2 separate regions of the Homo sapiens genome follow, and region 2 is linked to region 1. The links are chromatin loops, found by intact Hi-C in ENCODE. Cell type or tissue: psoas muscle. All regions are shown on one strand. Links, peaks and the distances in the headings refer to the core of each region. The heading gives the core; the rest is flanking DNA. Region 1 overlaps MAP2K5 (mitogen-activated protein kinase kinase 5). Region 2 holds the start of LOC124903511 (a long non-coding RNA gene).

Region 1 (15,678 bases), core at 2,584-10,583:
ATCTCTTCATCAAGAAAAGGCAAGAACCAAGAGACACGTCAGCATCTCTGGCTTGGAACCTTAAACTTTAAAGTCACGTGGAACCTGGAAGAATCCCCTCATCTAATTCAGACTCATTTCGAATGAAGAGGCATGAACCCCACAGGGGGAAAATACCTTGCTAAAGCCACCCAGCTAATTTTTGGCAGAACCTGACACAGATGCCAGAAGCAGGTTGTAGTCACCGAGTCAGCCATAACTGAGTGTCTCGGACCTGAAGTCAGCAGTTGAGGGCTCCAGTCACTGTGCATCAAATAGCTGGGAGACCCTGGGCAAGTCAGTCGGTCTCTCTGGGCCTTGTCTTTTGTCTGAATCATCAGGGACTGGCTGAACTATGGAGGCTGACCTGACCCTCAAAGGTAGAGACATTTGGGTCTTCTGTTTTGCAGCTTTCTGTGTTTCTCTTTTTCCCTGGAGACTGAGTTCCTAGTTTTGGGAAAACTATACAAGAGGTCTGGTTAGTGTGTGATGAGAGAGAATGCCCAACCCTCTCCCCTCTTCTTTTTGTATTCTGTGGTCTCCAAGCTCAGATTTCCCCTCATCTATAAGACTTCTGGGCCAGGAGTGGTGGCTTAGGCCTGTAATGCCAACACTTTGGGAGGCCGAGGTGGGTAGATCGCTTAAACTCAGGAGTTCGAGACCAGCCTGGGCAACATGGCAAAACCCCATCTCTACAAAAAATGCAAAAATTAGTGGGGGCTTGGTGACACTCACCTGTGGTCCCAGCTATTAGGGAGGCTGAGGTGGGAGAATCTCTTGAACCTAGAGGTCGAGGCTATAGGGAGCTGTGATTGCACCACTGCACTCTAGCTTGGGTCACAGAGCGAGACCCTATCTCAAAAAAGAAGAAAACACACACACACACACACACACACACACACAGATTTCTGTCTAAACTGAGTCTGTGATTTTTTCCTTTCTCCTGAGTTACCAAATACTATTGGCTGTTTATGTCTTTTGTTTGGTGCTTATACTCTTAAGTGTTTTATATTACTAGTCTTTCAGGTTTGTCTTTATCTCTGTAACCAGTTTATAATCTTCCTAAAGTCAAGGATCAAGTTTTATTGTCCTGTAGCCTACAGCTTTGTGATCTTTATGCTCGTGGCATGTTGTAGATGCTCAATGATGTTTTGGATCTGTCAGATATTTGTCTGATTTATTGAAAGGAAGAAGAAAAGTATCAAAAAATGGTCATCATCAAAATATGTAAACTTCGGTTTTCTTTTTTCTTTTTTTTTTTTTTTTTTGAGACAGAGTCTCGCTTTGTTGCCCAGGCTGGAATGCAGTGGCGTGATCTCGGCTCACTGCAACCTCTGCCTCCCAGGTTCAGGTGATTCTCCTGCTTTAGCCTCCTGAGCAGCTGGGATTACAGATACACACCACACATCCAGCTAATTTTGTTGTATTTTTAGTAGAGACAGGGTTTCACCATGTTGGCCAGGCTGGTCTTGAACTCCTGACCTCAAGTGATCCACCCACTTCGGCCCCCCAAAGTGCTGGGATTATAGGTGTGAGCCACTGCGCCCATCCCGGTTTTCTTTTGAAACCTTCTTTAGGTTAGTTAGGTACATGTTATATTGTCAAGAGCAGAAGAAGGCCGCTTGGAAATAAGTCACTTTAGCTGGAAAATGTATATAAAATCATCAAATGTACCCTGCTTTAAAATGACTAGTAGATATTACTGATGTTTAAACTTCTTACCTCTTTGTCATTATGATTGCCCCACTTTATTTGCTTTAAAGAACAAAATGGTTGGTTGTGTTCACATGATTCTCTCACTCAAGTTTGCTTTGTTCTTTCTCCCTTTTCCTCGTATCAGGTGAGGAGCATGTGCAGTGCCTTGTTTATGTCGATGGGCTAAGGCATGCCATTGCCACTGAGCAGGTTTTCAGTTGGTTGTTAGAACTCTGCACTTTGATGGGGTCTGCTATTCCTAAGTAGGAAGGAGCCTAAATTAATTTGCTAACACTATAGAGGTACAGTTCACATCTCAAGATCGGAGTTTCCTGGAAATAACTGGTGATAACCTAGACTTAGAGAGTTGGGGATGAAGCAGTTGTTTTCCCCTCGTTTTTTTAAACCTACACTGGCTAGAATGAGTGTTCAATAAGTACTGCTGAAGGATGAAGTCAGTGAGTGAATCACCATCCTCCACTGATTGTAGGGTGCTGGAATTTCAAAGTTTATTACGAAGTAAGCTTTGTAATATTCCAGTTATTGGTGTTTTGTTTTATTTATTTGACACTAATATGGCACTTGCCATGTGCTAGACACTCTTCTGAGTACTTTACAAATACTAACTCATTTGTTAGGTACAGCTAAGATCTGATATTACACATGAGGAAAGTGAGGCACAGAGAGATTTTGTGCACTCAGCTGTGCCAGAGAGCTAGCATCCAGCTGTAGCTGTTTGGCTGCAATTTCATGTTTTCAGGCTTTCCACTGGATTGCCTGTGTGCTTTATTCTGTACTCCCTTTACAGTTTCCTGTCAATAAATACTTTCTAACTATGAGAGTGTAGAAATAATTTTTTAACACTAAAATCTTTTATAGATGCTTCCTCAAAAAGTTGATGTTTCATTTGTGAGGACTAGACTCAGAAAAAAAAATCTCTTTTGGCTGTAATGAGCAAGGACTGCCTAAGATAGTCCTCTTTGATCAGTTTTATATGCACAGATTTATTTTTGAAAAAAAAAAAAAGCACTATAGAGGCAAGACTATTATGCAAATTGCCACTGCAGCAAAAGCTTCTAAAGAATTGCCTTTAGAAGGAAGTTGCAGCCACTCTGCTAAGTGCCCTGCTTGGAAAGGCTGTGGGCTCCCTGCTGAGAAATACTGCGAGCGGCTTTGTCAGCCGGCTGCCTGGTGCCAGTTCTGCTGCAGCCTGGGAGGGACACTGTGGCAGAGCTCCTGGAGAGAAATGAGGTTTGCAGGCCATTGGAGTTGGACTGGACATGATGGAGGGTCACTTTCCCCAGAGCGTAGGTGTTCTATGCTTATTCAATTAAGCTGTCTCAGTATACTAATTTTCATGTGTTTTCAACTTTATAGATTTATTTAAGCATTGATGTCAGATTATATACCCTTTTTAGATTTTTGTTGTAGGCTAGATTAACTTTATTTCGGTGTCATTAAGTATGTTTTCTGTTGCTTAAGAGTAAAGGTTGATAAGAACTGTTTGTGTTAAATGTGGCATAATGGGTTTATATCGTCATGGAAACTTGGGTGTCGAACTCCTACCATGATGAGTGCGAGGCACAGTGTTGCTTGTTGTATATCAGGAACTACATTTGTTGAATGTCTTCAATGTGCTAGGTCTAAGTTTATGTTTATTAGATTAATTTTTAAGCTACATCTATAAGTATTACCAGACCCATTTTGGAGGGTAATCAAATTGAAGCTCAGAGAGGTTAGGTGATTTTTTTCCCAGAGATTCAGACCTACGTCAGTCTGACTCTCAAAACCCCTCTCTCTTTCAACTGTAGTATATTCCACAGCCTCCCATAGAAGAAACCAAGTTTTTGTAAATACATGACGGTTTATTTGTATATAGACTGTTGAACTGAGAATAAAATATGTTATTAATAAAATGTGGAAAAGTTTCCTTAAATATTTTTCTTCCTGGAATAGAGCTTTAAACTCTGGGTTTACGTTGCTGGGCTAAGTGTGATTATGAGCTAATGTTTTTATAGTTTATGCTAACGTTTCAAAAATCTTTCCCAGGTTCTCATATTTCCTGTAGGATTTGCCACATGTTAGCAATAAAGAAGATGGCTAATTGTGTTTCTTTATTCTTTCTTTGTTTAGGATGTGATAGGCCAGGTTCTGCCTGAAGCAACAACTACAGCATTTGAATGTAAGTCTGGCTTGTATACTTTCTTGACTATTCCTTTCTGCAGTCATTTTTTAAAGGGTTTATGGGTGGCATTACTTTAGAAACTGACAAAAACAGATTATTTATGACCATCATATGGTACATTTAAATATTTATAAATTGATATAAGTTTAATGATGATACTGAACTGAGTAATATTTTCTTATTTAATCATATCTTGGGTGAGCATATTTCTACAATATAGCTTTAATTACCAGCATGACCTTTATCTGCTCTTGCTCCTGATTGTGATAATATTGCAGGACAAAATGAAACGTGTAAACTACCTGTAGGCCAGTGATTATTGATTAAGAGATTTTAATCCATTGCTGCTTTAAAACATAGCAACAAAGTAGAGCTTTTACCATGAGCATTACATGGAATAATTCTGTTTTAGTGGGGCTTAGCAGGGATGCTAGATGGTGACAGGAACACTTCAGGTCTTTAGTCCTTCCTTTTTCCCCACAGTTGGCCTGGGGACAGGGCCAGGGTGACCTGGGGACTAGAAAACTGTTTTGTCATGAACCAGGTCATTGCAGAGGACATCATGGAATGAGTCATGCTACGATGAGATAGTCAGTAGCATAAGGGCCCGGATGCTGAGAGGGATGAAGTAAGAACTGTAGTTTTTTTTTTTTAAGATGAGGGCTACTTTTTTCTTTTCTTTTTCTTTTTTCTTTTTTTTTTTTGCCGCAGACTCTCACTGTGTTGCCCAGGCTGGAGGGCAGTGGTGCGATCTTAGCTCACTGCAACCTCTGCCTCCTGGGTTCAAGCAGTTCTCATGCCTCAGCCTCCTGAGTAGTTGAGATTACAGGTGTGCACCACCATGCCCAAGTAATCTTTGTATTTTTAGTAGAGACAGGGTTTTGCCATGTTGGCCAGGCTGGTCTTGAACTCCTGACCTCAAGTGATCCACCCACCTCAGCCTCCCAAAGTGCTGGGATTATAAGTGTGAGCCACTGCACCTGGCCAGAGGGTCACTTCTTAATGTAGAAAAATTTCAGTTTTTCCACAATAGGATACTTTTTTGTTTCTGTTTTTTATGAAGATGGTTACTTACAGAGAATACAATGAGTACTTCCTTTTTGGAGGATAATTAGGCATTTCTTATCAACATATAAAATGTGCAAAACCTTTGACTTAGCAGATCCACTGTCAGGAAGCAGTTCAACAGAAATAGCTACACATTTGTTGAATGCCCATCAAACAAAGTGTTCATTGTGAGATCATGATGATAATTATTGTTATTTTTAGAGACAGGATCTTGCCTTGGTGCCTAGACTGGAATGCTGTGGCATGATAGCTCACTGTAACCTTGAACTCCTGGGCTTACACAATCCTCCCACCTCAGCCTCCCAAGTAACTGGGACTACACGCATGCACCACTATGCTTGGCTAATTTTTAAATTTTATGTGGAGATGGGGTCTTGCTATGTTGTCCAGGCTAGTCTTGAACTCCTTGCCTCAAGTGAGCCTCCTGCCTTGACCTCCCTAAGTGTTGGGATTATAGATGTCAGCCACTGTGCCTGGCCCACTGTGGGATTATTTATTTATTTTGGAGATAGGGTCTCACTCTTTTGCCCAAGCTGGAGTGCAGTAGTGAGATCACAGCTTGCTGTAGCCTTGACCTCCTGGCTCAGGCTTGTGGGATTATTTTCAATAGCAAAAAATTAGAGGTAAACTAAATGCCTATTATAATGGATTAATAAATTACTATTTGTCTATAATTCAAAGCATTCAACAGTGACTAAAAAGAATGAGTTAGGATTTTTTACATTTGTACGGAAAGATATCTGTGAAATATTGTTGAATAAACAAATAATGCATATAGTATGATCCCATTTTGTAAAATATCCAACCACGCTTCCCCAACTTTATGTGTGTATTGAAAGATAGGATCTGAAGAGTGCCTACTACAGTACTTTCCAGTGACTTACCCTGTAAAGTGGACTTGGGGCCTGAGGCTTGGGTTGGTGGGGGCGGGAGGGGGTGGATGAATGATCACACTTTTTACTTTGTATGTTTCTCTATTGTTTGAACATTTTTCAACAATCATTGCCTGTTTTTAAAAGCTATAATGAGTAGAACTCAATGTAATTAGTATTTTATTAGTCACATTGAACTCTGTACTATAGAAAAATAGTACATCTGTCTGAAATACATACTAGTGTTGCAAGCTTTATTCAGACTCTTTGCAGTAACTCCTTGCAGGTTCCACGGGTTTCATGGACAGTCTGATAGTTAACATTCGGAGTACTTACTGTTGACAGATGCTTTGCTAAGAGCATTCCATGGGTTATCTTATTTCTTTTAACCATCACAAGATCCCCACGAAGTACTCGTTATTTTTTTGAGACAGAGTATTGCTCTGTTGCCCAGGCTGGAGTGCAGTGACATGATGATAGCTCACTGCAGCCTTAAACTCCTGGGCTCAAGTGATCTTCCTGCCTCAGCCTCCCGAGTAGCTGGGACTACAGGCACCCACCTCCACACCTAGCTAATTAAAAAAATTTTTTTGTAGAAACGGGGTCTTGCTGTGTTGCTCAGGCTGGTCTTGAACTCCTGGCCTCAAGTGATAGTCCCATCTTGGCCTTTCAAAGTGCTGGGATTACAGGTGTGAGCCACTGTACCCACGAAGTACTTAAAAGGACATTATTAGCTCTGTTTTTTGGTTGAGGAAAGGAAATCTTTAAGCAACTTGCTGAAAGTCTCTCAGCTGTTAAGTGGTAAAGTGGAATTTCTGGAGTAGTTTCCAGAGTGTATATTCTCAACCACTGTACTGGACTTGTTTTGAGAGTTGTCATAATTATTGAAATCATATATTCTGGTTGTTCTTAAGCATGGTAAAAAGAAGTTTACTTTGTACTTTTTACTTGCTTTTCGGATCCCCAAAGTGGCTTGATGTGCCTGTGCCTGCCTCATTGGCTTCCAGTTAGGGTTCATAATAATAATAATACTGATTATTTTAACTATCATTCATTGATAGCTTGCTCTGTGCCAGGCAGTGTACTAGATGACTTGCCTAAGTTGTTAGTAATCTTTATACTGAGTCTGTGAAATAGGAAAATTATACCTGTGAGGAAACGAAGCTTAGAGGCCTGAAATGATTGCTGAATGTGATTGCTTGGAACGGTGAAGCCCAGGTTCAAACACACATCTTTTTGACTATAAAACTTGCACTCTTTATCCCCAAGTGTGTCAAAAGCCTGTTAAGTGTAAATATAGATAAACCTCTACTACTCCAGGTTTACGTTCTGTGATATCATGCTCTTTCTTTTGCCCCATCAATGGCAGCAGCTCTGTGCCCATCTTCATGTGGGCCAGTTTTAAATGAAAAACAATAAATACAAAACATACCCACAGACAAAATAATGACAGTTCTTAGTTGTTTTGTGTTTGGATTATCATGTACTTTCCACTATAGACTTGAAATCCTAGGCTGGCTTTTTTCATGATTATTTTGTGGTGACTTTTTTTTCTGAACCAGAAATCCGAACCAATAAATGGAATCTATGTTTAAGAAATAGTTGAGGCCGGGCGTGGTGGCTCACGCCTGTAATCCCAGCACTTTGGGAGGCCGAGGCAGGTGGATCATGAGGTCAGGAGATCGAGACCATCCTGGCTAACAAGGTGAAACCCCGTCTCTACTAAAAATACAAAAAATTAGCCGGGCGCGGTGGCGGGCGCCTGTAGTCCCAGCTACTCGGGAGGCTGAGGCAGGAGAATGGCGTGAACCCGGGAAGCGGAGCTTGCAGTGAGCCGAGATTGCGCCACTGCAGTCCGCAGTCCGGCCTGGGCGACAGAGCGAGACTCCATCTCAAAAAAAAAAAAAAAAAAAAAAAGAAATAGTTGAGAAGATATAGCTTATAAGGAATTTTGGAAATATTTCAGTGGCTTATGGGTATAATGGAACAACCCTTGAATAAATACAACTTTAATAAAAGAAATACTTATAGTAATACATTTTTGGTTTTTTTGAAATGGTCTGGCTCTGTCACCCAGGCTGGAGAGTGCAGTGGTGCGATCTCAGCTCACTGCAACCTCTGCCTCCCAGACTCAAGCAATCCTCCCACCTCAGCCTCCTGAGTAGCTGGGACTACAGGTGCATGCCACTACACTGGCTAACTTTTGTATATTTTGTAGAGATGGGCTTTGGCCATGTTGCCCAACCTGGTCTTGAACTCCTGGGCTCAAGCAATCCATGCTCCTCAGCCTCTCAAAGTGTTGGGATTACAGGTGTGAGCCACCGCACCTGGCCTTATAGTAATACATTTAATACTGAAAATATACCTAACACTAATTGATATCTTATATAAAAGAAATGGTGTTATAGTTAGTGATATGAATTAAGCAACAAGAGATAGGGTAGCTGTCAAATGTACCTGTTTTGTATAAATGTAGAGAAAAAGAGTTGAGTGAGTGGAAAAGAGGGGAAAGGTCAGGTAATGTTACAGATTCTCCAGTTCTGAGAAATGGCGTCTCTTCAATGAAACCTCCGGTGATTCCAGATGGCATTAATCTCTCTGCACCTTTACTAGAGCAGGGAACCCCTTCAACCTGCCTTCTGGTGTGTGTGTGCATGTTAACTTCCCTCATTACATTTTGAGTCACTTAGTGATAGGTACGATGTTTTATTCCACTCTTTCTCTCTTCTTAGTAATGAGCTTGCTGCCTTAGAGGAACACACTTGTTGAATGAGTGGAACGTTATGTGTGTCCATATTCAAATGAAAATTATAAAATGTATATGGTCTAAATCTAAATGAGTAATTTGCGTTTTTGGATTATTTGTGTTATAGCCTGAGCATGGGATATAATTGGTTGGTGGTGGACAGTTCAGGCCTCCAAATCAAATTCCCACATTTGACTGACCCAAGGGGGTCAAACCTGAGGAGCTGTATTCTTTCTGATTTCTTTTTCTGGGTGTGGTGTTTCCAAGGGGAGTTAGGGCTGGATGAGGAGAGGGACATCTGTCTGCAGAACTCACCTTTTGGGCTGATGGTCCTAAACCTTGTTTTCTTATTAAAAGGACCTCTTTTAGGTCCTTATTCTCCATTACATCTAGAGCTCACAGTTCTACAGGCTGTACAAGCATGGCACTAGCATCTGCTTGCATTCTGCTGAGGAAGCTTTTACTTATGGCAGAAAGTGAAGGGGCAGCAGGCGTGTCACATGGCGAGAGAGAGTGGAGGAGGTGCCAGGCTCCTTCAACCAACCAGTTTCTCACATGAACCAACAGAGTGAGAACCCACTACCATAGAGAGGGCACTGAGTCATTCATGGGGGATCCACCCCCACGACAAAAACACCTCCTTCCAGGCCCCGCCTGCAACATTGGGGATCACTTTGGAGGGGACAAATATTCAAACCATATCATTGTGGAAATAAATTTGTAAGATAAATTCTTAGAGTTGGAACTACTGAGACAAAGAATACCCATATTTAAATTTCAATATCTATTACTGTGTTTGCTCACCAAAAGGTAGAACCAATCTACACTCACACCAACAAGGTATGAGAAGGCCCATTTCCCTCCAACCCCATCAACTCTGGATATTAGCAAACCTTTTAGTCAATGTCAGTTTGATAGGTGAAAATATTACTGTGTTACTGTTTTATTTTATATTTTTTAAATTGTAAATGAGCTTGAATATCTTCTCATTTGTATTTGGCTATTTGTATTTAATTTCCTTTTTTTTTTTGAGACGCAGTCTCACTCTGTCGCCCAGGCTGGAGTGCAGTGGTGTGATCTCGGCTCACTGCAACCTCCACCTCAGGGGTTCAAGCGATTCTCCTGCCTCAGCCTCCCAAGTAGCTAGGACTACAGGCATGCGCCACCACACCCGGCTAATTTTTTTGTATTTTTAGTAGATACGGGGTTTCACCATGTTGACCAGACTGGTCTCAAACTCCTGACCTCAGGTGATCTGCCTGTCTCAGCCTCCCAAAATGCTAGGATTACAGGCATGAGCCACCGTACCTGGCCAGCTATTTGTATTTCATTTCTATAAACTATTTGTCGTCTTTGCCTGTTTTTCTATTTGGTTATTTATCTTTTTCTAATTGATTTAAGGGTTTTCCAATATTAAGGTTGGCCCTTTGTCTTGTGTGTTACAAATGTTTTTGTTCAGCTTATTGCTCTTTTCGGTTTGTTCTGGTCTTCTTATTCTCTCTTCTTTTTTCCGTGGAGAAGTTTAAAATTTTTACATGGTCAAACTTACTTATTTTCCTTTGTAACTTCTGGGTTTATGTCATGCTTAGAAAGGTCTTCTACAGTCCAGGATATTGAAGAAACATTCATTGATATTCTTTTTTCCTTCTACTTTAATGAGGTTAGACACACACACACAGTTATTTATATAAATTTGTATGTGTCGTATTGTGGGTTTTTATAAAAAGCATGTATTTTTATTACAAAGTTCAGAATTTGTTTATTTTTCTTTTTCTTTTCTTTCTTTTTTTTTTTTTTTGAGATGGAGTCTTGCTCTGTCGCCTAGGCTGGAGTGCAATGGCATGATCTCAGCTCACTGCAACCTCCGCCCCCTGGATTCAAGTGATTCTTCTGCCTCAGCCTCCCTAGTAGCTGGGATTACAGGTGCCCACCACCATGCCCAGCTAATTTTTCTATTTTTTAGTAGAGACAGGGTTTCACCATGTTGGTCAGGCTGGTCTCGAACTCCTGACCTCAGGTAATCCACCTGCCTCGGCCTCCCAAAGTGCTGGCATTACAGGTATGAGCCACTGCTCCCAGCCCTTGTTTTTCTTAATTCTTGCACCATCTTCAGTTTATTTTGGTGAAATAAATCAGGTGGGGATCCAACTTTATTTTTCAAGCAGATAGTTGATTCCACACCAGTTATGGAATAGTTTTTCTTTTCCCAGATGTGAGAACCTTTCTGAGATGAAGGTAAATTCCATAACCATAAAAAATCCTGTGTGTTTGCATTTCTGGGTCCTACATATGCTGTAAGAGCTTGACATTCATATAGGCCCAGAGACCCCTGCTGATTTTCACAGTTTCATTAGCAGATTAATGAGTACACCAACACATGAGGTGATAAAAATCAACCGTGCCCACTAATGCATTTCCTGTGCATATCTGTTACTTGTGTTCCTCTGCCAGCATTTTCTCTAGAGAAGTAACTGCTATAAAATGACTGTTGGATTGGTGTTCGTGGACAGTAAAATCTCACTGGTGACTTGAAACATGCATTTTAAGTCCATGTAGACAAATGCTGTCTTAAACCTATAAAAACCATGTGGTTTCACTTTTCTATTACACTCATGTATTCTAATCTGTAGCTCTCAGAAGTATCTTCACACTTGTCAAACCGTGTGTCTGAGTTTGGTTCAGAAAACATGGTTATAGAATAAATATTTATTGAATTTGTGCCTTTCTTCAACCCCATTTTATACTCTCTCCTTATTGCACAGAATCATTTTCAGCTGTTTTATGAACTGCTGGAAGATTATTTTGTATTTAGGGTGGAAATCTTTAAACCAACACATTATGTCTCATTTTAAATTTGGCATAGTATGACCATTTAAAGCTAAATTGCAATTCTGGAAGTTGTAAATTCTCAGAGTATAGGAAACAACTATAGCTGATAACTGGAGTGACACCTGTAGGAGATACTCTTGTGTTCAGCTAGCCATGACAATCTTGTTAAGAATAGTTGGGTGGGAGCCTCTTTTTGCTTCAGAGAAGAGTCTAAATCATAAAATATTTGGAAGAAATGAAGTTTCATTTCCTTAAACTATTGTATATGTAAAAATATAAAGGGTCATTTTTAAGTAAAACTAGGTAAGTTAGTGAAAAATGGTCACAACAAACCTACACTGAGCCTGAAAATTATTTAACATGTAAGAGTTAATTATGCATCCTAGAATTTGGGGCAAAATAAGAGAGCTTTAATTTGTTGAAATTTTGGCTGGAAATATTACTGATGCAAAAAGTCCAAATCCCTTTTAGTCTTATGAGAGTAGTCATTTCTTATTAATAGTCTTGCTAATTTGTATGAAAATTAAGAAGTTTGAGTCCTTTACTCAAGCACCAGACTAGTTGTTCCTTAAGGTCAGTGGACAGTGCAGCTTATTTTTGAATCCCTACCATAATGGTACCTGGCACGTAATAGGCACTCTATGTGTGTTTCTGGAATGCATGGATGGTTGAAGAGTGAAGTAATAAGGATAAGCTTTCTATATCCCATTCATCAGCAAGTCCTGTTGGCTCTATCTTCAAATTTATCCAGCATGTGATGACTTCTTAAAACCTCAGCTTGGTTTAGGCCACCATCATCTCTCACCGGGATTAGGACAGTGGCCTCCAAACTGGTCTCCCTGTTCTACTTTTGCCTCTATACAGCCTCTTTTCCACATGGCAGCCAGAGTGATTCTTTTAGAAGTCAGGTGACACCACCACGCTCACAACCCTCCAGTGATTTCCATCTCACTCCAAAGTAAAAGACCAAGTCCTTAAAATGCCCTCCAAGGCTCTGCATTTTCGCATCTGGCCTCAACCTGTCCCACCATTGTTTCTCTGAACCCGTGTGTTTCTCCCCAAACCTCTCATTCTGTTCTAGCCACTCTGGCTTCCTTTCGGTCTGTCAAACATGCCAGGCATTCCTCTGACCCAGGGCCTTTGTATTAGCTGCTGCCTCTGCCTGGAACAGTCTTTCCCCAGATATCAGCAAGGCCCACTCCCTCACCTCCTTCAGTCTCTTTCCACTAGAGTGTATGTTCCATGAAGGCAGGATTTTGTTTGTTTTTTCTTTTTTCACTGTTACTGTCCCAGTGCCCAGAACAGTGCCCACCACATAGTGGGTACTTTTATTTGCTGGAAGGAGGAAGAAAGCAAAGAAGTAAGGAAGGAATCAGGAAGAGGGAAGCAAGAAGCTAAATTAAAACTCATGGATATGAAGATGTGGCCATGGAAAGTACGGCCTCTGGTCCTGCCCACGTCATTAACTCCGTGCCTGAGAAGGGCTTTAAACATGACATCTTTTCCGGTAGTTTCCTGTTGATGTCTTTCTAACTTCTATAATTATGTTTTCATTTCTTTTCTCTTACCTGGGAAAAGTGCCTTTGCAGTAGTTCTAATTGCCACCTGGCACAGAAGGAGTGTGACAAATGACATATAATATATTGCCTTAACTTTCTGTAGCTCTTTGTAGAAGCTAGATTGTTTCTCTTGAAAGCCTTCTTGAGCCCCTGTCACTGCAGTGGGTGCTGTTTGGCTGAGAGCTCCCTGGAGTCTGCTGTTTATCTGCTGTTTACTCAGTAGGCCATTGTGACCGCCCCTTACCTGAGGCTGCTTCTCCTCTCTATTGGGCCTTTATGTTTCTCTTCTTGGTTTTTCTTTTGGATTGCATGTTGCCTCAAATAAAATTGCTAACAACATATGGCCTGTTATGATTCTCTTTTCCCAAACTCTGCCATTTTGTATATTTGTGACACACTGCAGATTTTGTGAAGATTGCTTCATAATATTGGTTTACCATCTGCTGCACTCTATTTGGTATCTTGCTAGGATTTTTTCCTCCATTTTAAGTGACATTAACAAAATCTAGCCAGTACATAGGCTTTCTGGTTCTACTTTTGCTTCCCTAATGTGCTGGAAAATCATATTACTATGCTCCAGGCAACTAGAGAAGCCTGGAATTCTCATTGTGAACCAATGTATCAGATCTGTCTGCTCCCCTACCCCCACCCCTTTTGTTGGTCATATCCGGTAACGTTTTTTTGGTCAGATGGCAAAGAACCTCCATGTATAAGATAGAAAAAGCTCAAATTATTTTCTTGCTTCTTAGTACCACTACTTTCTAGTGTTGTTCTCTAACATATTTGTACCTCTGAAACTTTGTGGCAGTTTAGTAAGTTTTTATGATTTATGGTTCCAGCTAGTGTAATTTTTACAGCTTATCCAGCTTGATAGGCAGCTAGCCTGAATCTTGGCTAGATGGGCTGTATATATCCAAGTTTTTGTTCAGAAAAGTATTTTAGGCTACTGTCATAGTAATTTGCTTAGTATGTATTTCTGCTTTCTTACCCTTCACTAACTTTTCGTAGCTGTCAATTCACTGTCTTTAGAGAGAAGTGCATTTTTGCTTTACAGGTTAAGGTGAGTGGTTTGCTCTTGGGCTGCCATCAAGGGGTCAGAGACAGCTCAGCTTTTGCCTTTTGGCTGGAGCCACCAGTCTTCTCATGGGTATGGTTACTTTTCTAACTCAGTTTCCTCTTGGACAAAAACAAGGAGTCTTTAATAAAACGACTAAGCATAGATATTAAAGAGCAAATCAGACAGTCTCCCAAAGAGCAGTTTGTAAAGAAAACCAATACCTATATAAAGCTAGGTATCCTATTAACCCACAACAACTATTCATCAGTATGCCATATAAGCCTGATTTTATCCCCAGCCTTTATTAGAATGCCTCTTTCAACTTATCTGAAATCTTCTTTTGGAGTCAGACCCCCTAAGGGGAGAGTTCCAACATTTTATCACTGGGTTGATGTCAAAAGCTATTCTAACCTTTTGGCTTCAGTTTTCTGTCCACTTAAGCAAATGCTCTTGTAATGTTTCATAGCTACTTTTTATGCAACTTCTCTTCAAGAAATTATTCTGGTAGCTGACTTCTTTCACAGATCTTTTTCTTCTGAAATAATCCCTCAAGAGATTTCTTAGAAATTTAGAATTCCAAAATATTTTGGTTTAAGTAGCCTTAAAGGTTCAAGCTCTAGCTTTGAGAAGTTGAAGAACTCTCCTTTTGTTCTTGATTGTGATTTAAATGATTTTTATGTAATCGGTGCCCCCCCCTTTTTTTAAATAAATTATAAGAAGGGTTTTCACTCGTTTTACCAAAATATAAGCACTTGCCCATCCTATGTGAACAATACCTTATTCAGGTCTTGGGTATATTGAAATTCAAATATAAGCAGTCTCTTTTTAACCATAATCTCTATAGCTAGCTTAGTTGCAGAAATGAGATTTATTTTAAAAAAACTACTTTATTCAGGCTGGAATTTGTTTTTATGCCAAGTTCAGAACTTCATAAAGAACAAATCAGTTTAGCCTACATTTAAAGAGAATTTGACCTGGTTTTAAAGCAAAAATGTAAAGTGCTTTCATGTGTGGTGATATGTAACATTACATCATTTGTACTTTGTTTTTTCCTGTCTCCTGCATTTTTAAGAAAACTTTCGCCTTAACCTTGAAAATATTAGTTTCTAGAACTTATATATAGACAGACTCCTTTCTTCTCTCTCTACAGCTGGAATGGCATTTCTCCCCCAATTTGGCTCTAGAGATTCTATATCTAAAGCGAATGAAAGAATCTTTATGTGTGTAACATCTCTCAGGACTGTGCCTTCTTCATTACTGCAAGTGACCAGTGTATGCCTTTTACTCTGAAAACAGGCAACTCTTGATAGCAGAATACTGGTAGTGACTCTCCTAGATTTAGACAGTGTGATCTTGATGATACCGATTCACACTGAGTTGGGGAACTCTGCAGCAGTGAACCAGGATCCAGAAACAAGTGCTTGGAAAGAAAACAAGTGCTTGGAAAGAGTGAGAGCTATGGGTCACTGAACAGGACTGGTCCAAGTGCTGGTTTCGATCATGCTATCAGATTGCTGTTGGCCACTGAAGAGATAAAGGGAGAAAGTATTTTGCTTGAAATTAGGCTAATTGTGAAAGAACACAAGCTTCCTCCTAGGGTCCCCATAGCCTAGTCACCAAGCAGGGGGATATCCTTGGAACTACAGCCA
Region 2 (9,124 bases), core at 1-8,000, 55 kb before region 1:
TTAGCGACAGTTCTCCTAAAGTAACTTAAACCATTTTTTTTAATTATTATACTTTAAGTTATAGGGTACATGTGCACAACGTGCAGGTTTGTTACATATGTATCCATGTGCCATGTTAGTGTCCTGCACCCATTAACTCGTCATTTACATTAGGTATATCTCCTAATGCTATTCCTCTCCCCTCCCCTCACCCCACGACAGGCCCCGGTGTGTGATGTTCCCTACCCTGTGTCCAAGTGTTCTCACTGTTCAGTTCCCACCTATGAGTGAGAACATGCGGTGTTTGGTTTTCTGTCCTTGCGATAGTTTGCTGAGAATGATGGGCTTAAACCATTTTTAAAATGAACTCGTACAACATCCTAGCTCAGTGGTAGACTTTCGCTAGAAATGACCTACCCTATTGGTATATTCTGCTAAGTTGATTAATAAAAAATATTTATTACGCAAATCCTTTTTGTTGACAAGTTAAAATGGAGTCTCATCTTTCATATCTCCCTGAAGATTGCCACCTTGTGAGATTGAAAATACTCATTAAATTCCATCACCAGACAGGCACAAATGAGAGGGCGATTGTTTTTAAGCATGTGAAGGGAATCGTTGGTAAACTCATTTGTTTGGATATCATTAACAGAACAATCGGCGAGGATCTCCAGGGGGTCCTCATGACCTTTGCTCGCCATCTCTTCATCATCCATCAAGAAATATCAGCACCTAATATGCAAGGCGAGACCAATTTTAAGGTGAGGTGTTAATTAACTAACGATTCTGGTTAATTTCTATACAAGGGCTGAAAATACCTCATGCTGTATTGTAAACAAGTGCTAAACCATCTTTTTTTTATTGTAAGCAGTACATATTTTACAGTGTGCAGGGTCAATACTGTAAGGTTCCCACTGAGGCTGTTAGTTAAATTTAATAGTTTGAAACTTTTTCTTTGAAATAGAGTTGACTTTTAACTTGCTGCCATTTTCAAACTCCAGCTCCTAAGATAGCAGATCTTTCTGATGTTGGACGTGAGTCTGAAATGTCACAATGGAACCAAAACAGAGATCGTCACAACCAAAAATTGCGAATGTTATCTATCTATATTCCAGATAATACAAGGTCTGACTAGTGATTCCTGGGAAGCCCTAGTTTCTAGAGCCAGAGAAGTTCTAAGACCCGAGAAAGCAATGTGTGTTAGGGAGAAGCAGAAAATATAGCATGTATGTGGGCCATCTACCCCACCCGTTTCTCCACCGTGGGTTGGATTATTTCACTACTAACCTTTAGAAGCCTTCTTATGACCTTTAAAGATGTTGGTCTATCAAATCCAGTTGTGTATAATTGACTAGAAGTCTCCAAACTGTAAACTACAGGAACAAGGTCTGTACGGGAGTTTCTGAAATACTGTCTGAACAGAGATGATCACGTGGTATTGAACAGCAAGGTATGAATCTGATTCCCAGCCTAGGCCTTCATTAATTCAAAGGACACAATCAGAAACCACATGTAGTTTTTCTCCTAAATGGAAAGTCCAACAAAAGCTTAATAGAAATGTAATTTTAATTACATTTTTGATTCAAGCTAGGGCCTAACTCCTTTAGTAACAGTAACAATAACAATGTGATTTTATGAGCTGGAAGAATGACCACTGCTTTCCCTACAACATGATTGAGAAGATTCAAGAAAAGACAGACCAAATGTTACATCAGTGTTCACTGGTCCTAAAGGATCTATGCTCATTATTTACTGGTTTTTGTTTTGTTTTGTTTTAAAGAGACAGGATATCTCACTGTCTTGCCTAGGCTGGTCTCAAGCTCCTGAGCTCAAGGGATCTTGTCTTGGCCTCTCAAAGTGCTGGGATTACAGGCATGAGCCACCTTGCCCAGCCTATCATTTACATTTTAAGTTCCTGCTAGCTAGTAGCATCATCTTATCTGTTAGTGCCATGTGCAAAACTTTGAGCCTCTCTGCATTTCATCCATTCAGCCTGTCCAAATATAGCTAATAATCAGAATCAGATGCTTTAACCTCAAATGCATTCAGACTAAGTTGATTCTGGGCTTGTCTCGCTGTGGGCAGAGTCAACCACCTTTGACAAAATGAAAGCTATTTCTCTGCCCTTTCTCTGACTTTCAAAATCATAAAAAGTCAGATATTCTTAGGTAGCTTTTAATTATGTCATGGTTTCTAGCCTTCTGATATGAATGTTTGTTTTCTTGATTTTTACTCATGTTAGGTCTAAAGGCAAAAACTTTCAATCTCAGTAATATAGGTACAATAACAAAAACTTGAAGCAGTGGAATAGATTCATCTTTGCTAGTATTTTCTGTCTCCTACTTAGTGGCATTGTGGTAGGTATTTTCAGTTTTTAAACAAGGATTTACCAGCAAAGTAAAGGCTAAATAAAAATGGAAGGTGATTGAGGCTGGGCACAATGGCTCATGCCTGTAATTCCAGCACTTTGAAAAGCTGAGGTGGGCAGATTGCTTGATCCCAGGAGTTCAAGACCAGCCTGGGCAACATGGTGAAACCCCATCTCTACAAAAATTACAAAAATTAGCCAGGTGTGGTGGCTCATGCCTGTAGTCCCAGCTACTTGGGGGGCTGAGGTGGGAGAATCATTTGAGCCTGGGAGGTTGAGGCTGCAGTGAGTCTGGGTGATGGGAGTAAGAATAAAAAAAAGGAAGATAATGCAGAAAATGCATTTAACAAAATGTAACATTCTTTTCTGATAAAAACATTCAACAAAGTAAAAATAGAAGGTAACTTCCTCAACCTTATAAGGACATCTACCAAAAAACCCACAGCTGACATCATAGTTAACATTGCAAGACCAAAAGCCTTCTCGCCAAGATTAGGAACAAGACAAGGGTGTCTGCTCTTGCCACCTCTATTCATCATTGTACTGGAGTTCTGGACAGAGAAATTAGGCAAGAAAAGGAAATAAAAGGCGCTGGGTGCAGTGGCCCCCACCTGTAATCCCAGCACTTTGGGAGGCCAAGGTGGGAGGATTACTTGCACTCAGGAGTTTGAGACCAGCCTGGGCAACATAGCAAGACCTCATCTCTACTAAGAAGAAGAAGAAGGAGAAGGAGAAAAGAAGAAGAAATAAAAGTAAAAGTATCGGCCGGGCACGGTGGCTCACGCCTGTAATCCCAGCACTTTGGGAGGCCGAGGCTGGTGGATCATGAGGTCAGGAGATCGAGACCATCCTGGCTAACAAGGTGAAACCCCGTCTCTACTAAAAATACAAAAAATTAGCCGGGCACGGTGGCGGGCGCCTGTAGTCCCAGCTACTCGGGAGGCTGAGGCAGGAGAATGGCGTGAACCCGGGAAGCGGAGCTTGCAGTGAGCCGAGATTGCGCCACTGCAGTCCGCAGTCCGGCCTGGGCGACAGAGCGAGACTCCGTCTCAAAAAAAAAAAAAAAAAAAAAAAAGTAAAAGTATCTCTGTTTGCAAGTGGCAAATTCTTGTAAATAGAAAATCCTATGAAGCAAGAGGACTGCTTGAACCCAGGAGTTTGAAACCAGCCTAGGCAACATAGGCAGACCCTATCTAAAAATTAAAAAATTAGCCAGGTGTGGTGGCACACACCTGTGGTTCCAGCTACTCAGGAGGCTGAGATGGGCGGATGGCCTGAGTCAGGTAGGTTGAGGCTGCAGTGAGCCATGATCTGCACTCCAGCCTGGGTGACAGAGTAAGACCTAGTCTCAAAAAAAAAGAAAGAAAGAAAAGAAAATCCTAAAGAACCCATCAACAAGTTTATAAGACATAAAATCAGTATACAAAAGACAATTATATTTGTGTAATGAATAATGCAAAAATAAGTTTTCAAAAAATTCAAGTTACAATAGCATCAAAAAGAATAAAACACTTAAGAATAATTTTTTTTTCTTTTTTGAGACAGAGTCTCACTCTGTCGCCCAGGTTGGAGTGCATTGATGCAATCTCGGCTCACTGCAACCTCTGCCTTCTGGGTTCAAGCAATTCGGCTGCCTCAGCCTCCTGAGTAGCTGGGATTACAAGCACGCACCACCATGCCTGGCTAATTTTTTATATTTTTAGTACAGATGGAGTTTCATGTTGGTCAGGCTGACCTCGAACTCCTGACCTCGTGATCCGCCCGCCTCGGCCTCCCAAAGTGCTGGGATTACAGCCGTGAACCACCGCGCCTGGCCAGGAATAAATTTAACAGAAGTGCAAGATTTTTGCAGTGAAAACTATAAGACATGGGTGAAAGAAATTAAAGAAGACCTAAATAAACAGAAAGACAGTCTGTATTCATCCAATAGAAGACAATAAGGCTAAGATGCTGACATTCCCAAATTGATCTATAGATTCAATGTAATTCTTATCAGAATCCCAGCTGGCTTTTTTGCAGAAATTGACAAGATGATCCTAAAATTCATGTGGAAACATAGGAGACCCAGAATAACCAAAATAATCTCAAAAAGAACGAAGTTGGAGAAGTCACACTTCTCAATTTAAAAACTTACTACAAAGCTACAGTAATCAAGACAGTGTGGTACTGGCATAAGAATAGAGATATAGATCAATGGCATAAAATTGAGTCTGAAATAAACCCATACATAATGGCCAATAATTTTTGGCAAGGGTGCTGAAACAATTCAATGGAGAAAAAATATTTTTTAAATAAATGGCACATGCAAATATTAAGTTGGACCTCTGCCTCACATCATATATAAAAATTAAGTTAAAATGGGCCGGGCGCGGTGGCTCACACCTGTAATCCCAGCACTTTGGGAGGCCGAGGCAGGTGGATCACCTGAGGTCAGGAGTTCGAGACCAGCCTGGCCAACATGGTGAAAACCCCGTCTTTACTAAAAATATAAAAATTACCCAGGCATGTGGCATGCACCTGTAATCCCAGCTACTCAGGAGGCTGAGGCAGGAGAATCACTTGAACTCAGGAGGCAAAGGTTGCAGTGAGCCGAGATTGCACCACTGCACTCCAGCCTGGGCGACAGAGCGAGATTCCGTCTCAAAAAAAAAAAAATAAGTTAAAATGGATCAAATATTTAAATGTAAGAGCTAATACTGTAAAACTCTCAGGAAAAAACATACGTATAAACCTTCATGACCTTGGGTTAGCAATAGTTTCTTAGACATGGTGCCTAAAGCACAAGCAACCAAAATAAAAATAGATAAATCAGACCTCATCAAAATTTAAAACTTCGTGCATCAAAGAACACTATCAAGAAAGTAAAAAGTCAGACCACAGAAAGGGAAATAATATTTGCAAATCATATATCTGGTAAGGCATAGTATTCACAATATACAAAGTACTCTTGTACTCTTACAACTCAACTACAGAAGGACAAATAACCCAATTTTAAAAGGGAGCAAAGGATTTGAATAGACATTTCTTCAGAGGAGATATGCAGGCCAACTGCAGTGCTCACACCTGTAATCCCAGCACTTTGGGAGGCTGAAGCGAAAGGATCACTTGAGGCCAGGAGTTTGAGACTAGCCCAGGAAACAGAGTGAGACCTCATCTCCACGAAAACTTATTTTTAGCTAGCCAGGCATGGTGGCACACACCTGTAGTTCTAGCTGCTCAGGAGGCTGAGTGGGGAGAATTGCTTGAGCCCAGAAGGTCAAAGCTGAAGTGAGTCATAATCACACCACTGCACTCCAGCTTTGGTGATAGAGCAAGACCTGTCCCAAAAAAAAAAAAAAAAAAAAAAAAAGATGTACAAATGGCCAATAAGTATATGAAAGAATGCTCAACATCATAAGTTATTAGGGAAATACAAATCAAAGCTACAATGAAACATTTCATACCTAATAAGATGGCTACAGTTAAATAAAAAGGCAATAACAAGTGTTGGTGAGGATACGGAGAAACCAGAACCCTCATATATTGCTGGTAAGAATTTAAAATGGTATCACAGATATGTAAAGCTTAGCAGTTTATAAAAAAAATTAAGTATAAAATTACCATATGACCCGGCAATTCCATTTCTAGGTATATGTCTAAGTATATTGAAAACATGTTCACACAAAAATGTGTACATTAATGTTAATAGAAGGAATATTCATAATAGCCAAAAATTAGAAACAACCCAAGTGTCCATCGACTAAGAAATAACTGAATTTTATTATATTCTATGGATAATATTTTATATAATGGGATATTATTCACCTCTATAAAAGGAATAATAAAGTACTGATCCATGCTGCAACATGGACGAACCTTGAAAACATTATGCTAGGTAAAAAGCCATTCACAAAAGGTCACATATTGTATGGTTTCATTTATATGAAATGTGCAGAAGAGGTAGATCCATAGAGACAGAAATAGATTAGTGGTTGCCAGGGGCTGAGGGAGTGGGATGAAATGGGGAGTGACAGCTAATGGGGACAGAGTTTCTATTTGGGGTGATGAAAATGTTCTGGAATTATATAGTAGCGATGGTTACTTGCAAATATACTAAAAACCACTGAATTGTATACTTTATAAGGGTGAATTTTATGGTATGGGAATTGTACTTCAATAAAATATAAACAAAGTAAATGGGAATGTGTCATTTTTTTCTTCCCAGCAACCAATGGAAAGAAACCTTCCCATCAGCCTATTAGCCCTCATTTTAGGGTGACTAGACCAATGCTTCTCAAATTATCCATAATAAGGAAACTATTTGTTTTGTTTTGATTTTATCTGACTATCATGGATCAACATTTTTAACAAAATAGAAGAAAATTTAATTACTAGAAAAATACGATTAAAAAAATTAAAGATGTACAATTTAGAAGCCCAATGTTATTATTAGACATAATAGGCATAAAAATTCTAAAAAGTTTTCCAAATTCTTACTCTCAATTTTTTTACTCATTTCAGCAAGACTGGTAAGCCATAATCTGTAGACAAATGCCAGTTGGTAGAATACATTCTGAATAGAACTGGTCTAAACCATGGTGAACTCCCAAAAGGACCAGATGCTTGGGGGAGAGGGATTGTAAGAGGTCTTTAAGTAATAAATATTGTCTTTATTTACAGACCACCATTGCTGATATTGAAACTATTCTAAGAGTAACAAAGGAAAACAAAATGAGATTTGAAGAGGAGCAACAGTCCAAAGATGATAAAAACCTCTCTAAACCCAAGAAATGATCCTGGAATACAGTACATAACAATTTGGATCCCAGTCTGGAATAAAAAGGGCAATTTTTTTTTCTGTTAGAAATAAAAGCCAGGGGAAATTGGTTTGCTTTGTGTGCTAGGAGGTGAATCAGAACAGATTATAATGAAATGCTCTTTTTAAAACATTGTTTATTAAGTGATCTTATTTTATTTATTAAACCAAAACTTATTTGTGTTTTCATTTGAGAGTGTTGAACAATCCCTTCTTCTTCTCAAACTCAGAAAAAAGTAATCTGATAAAAGAAGAAAGTTAAAAGTCTTACTGATATCACCTCCGCATTTACTTCCTCATAGGCCTCAGGATTATGTAGCTTTTATTTTTTATGTTTTATAAAGTTTTCTCCTATTTCTAATAGTCCATCGATCTTCTGCATTTATAGGTTTGAATAAAGGCTTAAGAATTGCTATTTGTCAAAACACAAATGCCTTTTTTTCAAAGCTTCAAATTATATTGAAATTATATTTATATGAATTTTTAAGTGACTATCATTCATCGTGTTTTTGTTATACCAAGCCACTATTGTCTGCTATTGTTGCCATTTTTCAAAAAGTAGGATAAGCCAGCATCTAGTTAACCAAAGCATCAGAATGTATCTAGGTGGCAGTATCTGCTCTTAGTTTAAGATGGAGTGTAGCTCGAGCTCTGTAGCTTGAATAAACATTTGTATTCTCTAGTTCTCCATTTAATACAGCAGTAGGATTTTTTCAAGTTTAGTTCAACATTATACTACCTTTAAAAAGGCAGACTGTTAAGATTGTAGTAGTGCTGACTCTAACTTTCAGCATTCACTTCATAATTGTCCAAAAATATTTCCACATCAGTGAGCTTTACTGAAGGGTGAAATAAAAGCAAATTACAACACCAAAACCATTATTGTTTTAAAGAATGACCTTTATGTCTATAAAAATATTTTAGTGTATTGGGGAAAGGAATAGGATTTTTACCTGTGGAATTTCAATAATTTGTTAACTGTGATTCAGCCACAGGCTAAGAGTTTCTGTAATAAAATTAACATTTGTGTGTGTCAGCTTTTGTTTTGCTATAGTTGGAAATACATTAATTAGCCAGGTTTCCTGCCTGTGCTAGGTACAACACTGACCTCTTTTTCTTGCCAGATCTCTCTAATCCATTCGAGGGGCCCATTGTTCAGACACTTGACAGATAGGAAGTCCTACATGCCCATTAGAGCCGCGCCTCGACTGAAGCCAGAGCAACATAAGGTCCAAGAGACTCATTAGTTCACTGGCACAATCGTGTCCTGAGAGTAAATGAAACCCTCTGTCTCCTTATGGCTCTCATCTGCTCTGGACTTTAAAAGAAAACTGTCTCCGTTTTGTTCGGCACAGTAGTGGATCATTCACATGGTGAGAGCCCCTGCTTAACAGTACAAAACTGTTAAATCTATCGGAAAGTTTTGCATGTGAATTTTGATTAGCACTCCCGAAGCTCAAGCTGCTGGCAATAGCGAAACGATTTCGCCATCCTACACCATTGTTTTACCCACTTGATTGGTTTCTCAAACAATGCCACTTTCCTCCTTTGCAGCTATCATTTGCATATACCACAGAATTCAGACCTGTGAAAGTGATTGGGAGCAGGGTTCTCTACGTAAACATCTACAGCTTCAAAATTAAAGGAGAAAAATTGGTATAATAAAACAATCACTTCAAGTAATTAAGTGGAAGAAGCCAGAGGACCAGATTAAATTAGTGACATGTTTTAATTACAGAACATTTGAAAAGAAGCAATAGTCCATTATCTTTTAACACATATATGTTACATAGATACTGTGCTCTTGGTAAACTAAGGCACGTTTCAAAAAAGAATCATTTATATGTGTACAATATCTAAAGTATCCTAAATATAATTTAGTCACGATGAATTAATTACTGAGCTTTTGCTCTTCTAAATAGGAAACCGAAATATTTGGTGGCAAGAGGATTTTGGGGAAATGATATACCGTTTTCCAGGAA

What was found. Hi-C counts contacts between places; a loop is a spot of excess contacts. Peaks named below come from ENCODE experiments on the same cell type or tissue, not always from the same donor. Only the 100,000 strongest peaks of a DNase experiment are listed, where the experiment ranks them.
Region 2: it touches region 1 in a loop (8-fold over the local background); 2 of 110 quality-filtered maps call a loop at or near these places.

Annotation. Positions count from the first base shown.
Region 1 is chr15:67,546,188-67,561,865 of GRCh38, forward strand. It overlaps MAP2K5 (mitogen-activated protein kinase kinase 5), which reads left to right. Exons shown (of 22, transcript NM_145160.3): 2 at 3,847-3,895. Among named protein-coding and RNA genes, the nearest start is that of MAP2K5, 11 kb to the left of the region's middle. RefSeq lists an enhancer at 1,620-2,121 and a silencer at 11,101-11,180. In psoas muscle, for the core only: no CTCF peak of the experiment used is centred there; a DNase peak (open chromatin) is centred at 4,404; H3K27ac peaks cover 2,393 bases.
Region 2 is chr15:67,493,627-67,502,750 of GRCh38, forward strand. IQCH (IQ motif containing H) reads left to right here. Exons shown (of 21, transcript NM_001031715.3): 20 at 632-740; 21 at 7,007-8,178. The coding sequence ends at 7,120. The region is part of intron 2 of IQCH-AS1 (IQCH antisense RNA 1); the gene reads right to left. LOC124903511 (a long non-coding RNA gene) reads right to left here and starts at 1,801. Exons shown (of 2, transcript XR_007064686.1): 1 at 1,267-1,801; 2 at 419-1,019. RefSeq lists a silencer at 8,269-8,443. In psoas muscle, for the core only: a CTCF peak has its summit at 7,773; no DNase peak of the experiment used is centred there.